Regions from separate parts of the Homo sapiens genome. Here region 1 is linked to region 2. A link is a loop called in an ENCODE intact Hi-C map of the cell type or tissue named here. Cell type or tissue: OCI-LY7. All regions are shown on one strand. Each heading gives the region's core, and the rest is flanking DNA. Links, peaks and the distances in the headings are about the cores only.

What was found. A loop is a pair of places that touch in the nucleus more often than their neighbours do. Peaks named below come from ENCODE experiments on the same cell type or tissue, not always from the same donor. Only the 100,000 strongest peaks of a DNase experiment are listed, where the experiment ranks them.
Region 1: a loop joins it to region 2, with 3 times the contacts of the local background. A loop is called at or near these places in 5 of 110 quality-filtered maps.

Annotation. Positions count from the first base shown.
Region 1 is chr2:37,520,869-37,523,790 of GRCh38, reverse strand. No RefSeq gene overlaps it. Among named protein-coding and RNA genes, the nearest start is that of LINC03063, 40 kb to the left of the region's middle. In OCI-LY7, for the core only: no CTCF peak of the experiment used is centred there; no DNase peak of the experiment used is centred there.
Region 2 is chr2:37,394,359-37,397,280 of GRCh38, reverse strand. No RefSeq gene overlaps it. Among named protein-coding and RNA genes, the nearest start is that of QPCT, 51 kb to the right of the region's middle. In OCI-LY7, for the core only: a CTCF peak has its summit at 1,194 (motif pointing left); a DNase peak (open chromatin) is centred at 1,220.

The DNA.
Region 1 (2,922 bases), core at 278-2,777, 130 kb before region 2:
TACCATCTTCCCCAAACATATTTATTTGACAATCTTAAAGAAAACTCCAGTTGCAGAGAGGACTGAGGATTTGAAGGTTTAGCATTTCTGCTTAAGAGCTGTCAGTTAAACTTAAAATTATCTCAGTCCTGGTTCAAGTCCTACTGGAAATAGAAACACACATTTTTCAGATGGTTCCAAAAACATTCTTGCATTTATTTTCTAAAAAGAAAACTTTAAGAACAAATCATGAAAAAAATAAAATAAAATGAGCTGCCTTGCTTTTTCTTTCCCTTTTTTTTTCTTTCTTTCTAGCTTTCTTAAACATACTTGTTCTCGAAAGAAAAAAATTGGAAGGAAAATACTCAGATGCCAGGTGTACCTTTATTAATTGGCTTAACATGCTAGTCAAGAAACCAGCTAGCTACACTAACCACCATCATCATCTCTCTGTGCCTCTCAAAGGAGACTGCTGGGTTTCAATCACTGTACATAAGCAGTTTTTTATTCTCGTGTCACCTCTGTAGAGATCTAATTTACATGTGATCACTTAAAGCCTCTTTTGAATGTTTTAAATAGTCAGAATCTCAATAGCTATCAACTTTTCAGAAGGGGCTTTAGCTTTAATTGTATTGTACATCAGGTATTCTTATAATGTTAAACAGTCAAGAAATTTATAGTAAAGAAAGGAATTCTTTGTCAAGCAAATAAAAAAAAAGCTGATAGCCACAACATTCATAACCAAGACTTTTTTTTTTTTTTTGGCTTAACTATTAGCCACCCCACAAGGCAAAATATCCCTATCCCTAAATTTCGAAAATATTCTATTTGGGGAGTTATTTTTTTGGAGTAAAGAAGAATGAGTTGGACCACCTCTGGCCATCTGTGTGTTTTTTCATTTTTGTAGCCTTTGCTGACTGCAATGCACTCTGGTATCTTGGACTCTCTTGGGGAAAAATAAGCAATTAAGAAGCTTTCCAGAGACCAACAGTTGTATAGGAACGACTTGCAAACAACATTTCATCACTCAGGGAATAAACATCATTGCTTATGATGTACCAATTTCTCTGCTAATATCTGGGAATACAACCATAAGCCGGATAAACAAGTTTGTTGTCTTCCTGGAGCTTCCAGTCTAGAGAGAGAGAGACTAAGAATGCTGCTTAAATAACAACATACATAGAAGAAAAATGATCTGTCAAAAAAAATCTGGCTTTTTAAAAGTAATTTTCAAAAAACGGTGAATATACTGTTTCAATATTTTAAATACTGACCTATAAAAAAAGGAATTAGCATCTATTTCATTGCTACTATATGCAAAGGGCTTTCCATATATTTTTATTTAATTTTCACAGAGATCTTTGTAAGTAGATATTAAGAACACTGAGGCTCAAAAGTTGAAGTCTCCAAAACGAAAACATGGCCTGTAAGGGATAAAGCCCAGTAATACCATCCACATTCATCTGATTCAAAAGTCCATGCATTTTCCCCTACACTTCCTGATTTCCTTGACTAGGCTTTGGCACCTTAGCCGAAACGCTCACATTTCTTCAGACTTCTCTTTCAACAGTGTACAAGGAGGCACACAAGGTTCTCTAGCTGATATCTTTATCTCTGATTCGAATAATTATCTGAAAGTCCAAAAACTTCATTTAACCTTAAGTAAAATCTTCAGACAACCCCACCCCCATCTCCAGTAGCAACACAGTCTGATGTTTCATAATTCCTCAAGCATGCTAGCACTGAATGAACTTCAACTTGCTTAGCAAATTTTCATTGCAGACGAAGTTTCTGTGCTAATCTGGAATTGATACCTTATAAGAATACAGCCCAAATTGGGAAGTTGAAGAGTTTATATATCTCAAAATTCCTTAGTCATAAAATAATGAACTAGCAACAAAAACGTCTACCTTCCTAAAGCATATTACAATCTGACTGCACAAGTCTTTTGTTCTAAACACTTATAAAGGGAAGTGGATGGTCCTACTGGAATCCTACTAGACATATAAATGAAGAATTTTATATTACATTTTGTAAAAAGTTTATTCTCCCTCAATATTTAAGGGAATTAGCTGGCAACATTGGCCAATAAGCAACCCACATTTACCTACAGAATCATTTTTAAATATTTTACTTTTTTAAAAAAGTACACATTTTGCTTCCAGTATGTAGCACCAAAGGCCCATTCCAGGGCATCCCTCCCACTGAATAAACTAAAACCTCTCAAAAACAAAAATATAGAAGGAAAGTAAGGGGAAAGGTAGATTCAAGAATCCTTAACAAAATATTATTACACTGTGTTTAACAATATACAGACAATACATCATAACTGTGTAGAATTTATTCCAAGGAACTAATGTTGGTTTTAGCATTTGAACACCAATCAAATATAATTCACTCATTAACAGATCAAAGGAGAATATTCATATTATCATTTTAATAGATGGGGAAAAGACATTTGACAAAATTTAGCACTCATTTGTGATTTTTTTTTAAAACTCTCAGCAAACTAAAAATATTTGGAAATTTTCTCAAATTGACAATAGTCATCCATGCAAAACCTACAGCTAACATCATACTTGACATTGGCACCCTAAGATTGGTAACAATTCAAGGGGACCTGCTTTCACTGCTTCTGTTCAATATTATACTGGGAGTCTAAACCACTGTAATATTTTTTAAAAGAGGGAGAGGGAAGTAAAATGAAAAAGATGGGAAAGAAATAATAAGAATAAAGATCAATAAGAAAGTAAAATAATATTTACAGGCAATAGAATTATTTATGTAGGAAATCTCAGGGAATCCACAAAATAATTACTAGAACTAATAAATAAGTTTAGTAAGGTACACGGACGATATTTTTAAGCCATCGTATTCCAGTATATAAGCAGCAACAATTCAAAACTGAACTTTAAAAAAATTCCATTTACAATAGCAATAAAA
Region 2 (2,922 bases), core at 163-2,662:
GGCCACAAAACCCTTTATTTCAAAGCATATCGCATGCTCTCTCAAAGCCAGTTCTAGATAATTTATTTCAAGACCTTTGCTGCTGACCTAAAATGGAAACTGGACAAGTGACTTAAAGACTCAGACCACCCAAGGTCTACCCAGCCTCTCCCAGCCTCTCATGATTTCTGGTTGGTTCAGCTGGTTGCAGAACAAATGAAATGAGTACCTCTGTTTAGTGCACATACAAATCTCCCAAGATGACCATTTAAATGGAAATTCTAGGGTCTCATGCTGAGATATTCTGGTCCAACAGGCCTGGGGTGGGGCCTCAGAATTGGTTTTTTTTTTTTTTTTTTTTAATTGAGAGAGGATCTCACTCTGTCACCCAGGCTGGAGTGCAGTGGTGCAATCACAGCTCACTGCAACCTCTGTTTCCCGGGCTCAAGCGATCCTTTCACCTCAGCCTCCCAAGTAGCTGGGACCACAGGCATGCGCCATCATGCCCAGCTAACTTTTTGCATTTTTGGTAGAGATGGGGTTTACCATGTTGTCCAGGCTGGTCTGGAACTCCTGAGCTCAGCAATCCTCCCGCCTTGGCCTTCCAAAGTTCTGGGATTACAGGTGTTAGCTACCGTGCCCTGCCAGAATCAGCATTTTTAACAAACATAGGAAAATTGTTAAAATCACAGGCTTCACTGATCAATGTACCCAGGTCTGAATACTGCCTTAAGCCATTGGCACCTTAGCATTGAGCATCTCTGAGCCTTAATCCCCTTATCTAGAAAAGAGTGTTGATAATAACTGTCTTTTAAAATTGCTGTGAATTTTTTATTACCAGATGCTTTGAGAAAGCCCTCAGTACGCAGTAGCTTTTTTTACACGTGTGTGTGTGTGTGTGTGTGTGTGTGTGTGTGTGTGTGTGTGTGTGTTTCCTAGAGAACCTGAGAGAATGGAGTTTTGCCAGCAGTCCAGATTGACTGCTTTTTCTCAGAATCAGCTCAGCAGCAAACACTGCTGGGCTGGAAGAAATCAACCCAACACAAAAAGCAAAATCACCAGGCCCACAGCCCTCAGGCACTGCCAATTTGTATCCCTTGTAAGAGACTTTTAATATTTGAAGCTGAATCTTATTGACTCACAAATTTATTCTGTTCTTGGCCTTCAAAAAGGATCCTGAAAAAAAAAAAATTAAGAGAAATCATGAGGCGAAGGTGACACCTACTGGCAGCGCGAGGGCCCTGCAGAGACCTTCCTGTTGCTCAGCTGCCTTGGCAGGGATTAATCCTCGAAGTACTCATCCTGCTGCCCTCGCAGGCAAAATACTATCAGTAAGGAAACAAGCAGACACGTAGCAAAACTTTACAGGCAGAAAGTTTACATCAAGTATTATTTATCAAAGTGAAATATTGGAAAGAATCTTTAGTGTTCGACAGTAGGAAACGGGTTAAATAAATTTTGGTACATCCATACAATGGAAGTACACAAGCAACAATTAAAAGCTTGTTTTTAAATCATTGTAATAACATGAAGAAATACTCGTATTAAAATAAGGGCTAAAAGCAGGTTATAGAACAACACAAATAGGATAATAATTAAGTAAAATTGTTGTATGTATATGCTCGTAGAAAGAAATCTAGAATGAAATGTAGAAAGTGATCATCTGTAAGATTAGTGTTTTCTTCTTTACACATGACAGTATTTTTCAATGCTTCTGCAATGGAAATGTATAGGGAATATAAAGCAAAAGAATAAAAAATAAATTCTTAATAAAGAAAAAGAATTTCAATGACATTTTAAGACAGAACCAGAGCCCCAAAACAGACACTGATAGAATAGTGGTGAATATCAGAGGCGAACAGTAAAGACTCAGATCTCAGGGACTATGATCAGAGAGGCCGATGAGAAACAGAGTCTGATCTATGCAATGACGTTAGCAGAATCAGATACGGCCACTTTGCAGGACAGTGGAACAAAAGAACAAAAATACAAGCCTGCGTCATTATCTAAGAGGCAGAAAGTTTTTTATTTTTCCTGGCCTAATCATCAGACTCTTACAACACCCTCTCTTTTTATCTCTAGAGAATTTTCATACATAAATGACTGATTAAAAGGTCTTCCCTGCTGGCTAAGTGCATACAACCGTCTCTGTCTCTTCAATGAATGTCTGATTGATGTACCTCTTATTTCTCCCACGGTATCGGGAGAGGCCCTGGCTCTATCACACACCAACTCTGAAACCAAAGGGAAGTCACTTGACTTCTCTCAGCTTCAATTTTCTCATTGATAAAAATAAAGATGACAATAGCCACCCAACTGACCTCCCACAGTTGCAATCTTTACATGAAATAATATGCTTTGAAAGCAACCCCGTGGGAATCACATGCAGGGTCATAGTAGCCAGTATCCTTCACTGAGTGATTAGGTGCCAGCCACTTCACAAGGTGTTTTCTTACATATTATTTCATTTAATCATCATAAAAAGCCTATGAATGAATATAATCTCCATTTTACACGTGGGAAACTTGAACTTATAACCTGATCAAAATTGAACAGGTTTTACATCGCAGAGCCAGGATTTGAATTCGGTTCTATCTCCAAAGTAAGGATCTTAAATAATAGGCTGTACTGCTCCACAGACTCTTAGAGCACAAAGGGACCCAACAAATCATTAGGCTGAGTCCCTGTAGTTAGCAGATGGGGACACTAAGTCTCAGAAGGGGAACATGACTTGCTGTTACAACTAACAAGAAACCACAAGTGTCTCTTCACAAGATACTAAGATCCATGGCATTGTCTTCCAGCCAATGTGGTTCCTGGTCACTCAAACCTCAGGGAGTGGGCTGGGGTTTCTGTTCTCATTTAGCACCACTTCTGCATTGCTGGTAACCAGAAACTTTTGAATCCACCCTGTTATTCAATGGCCAAATTACATATTCTGAA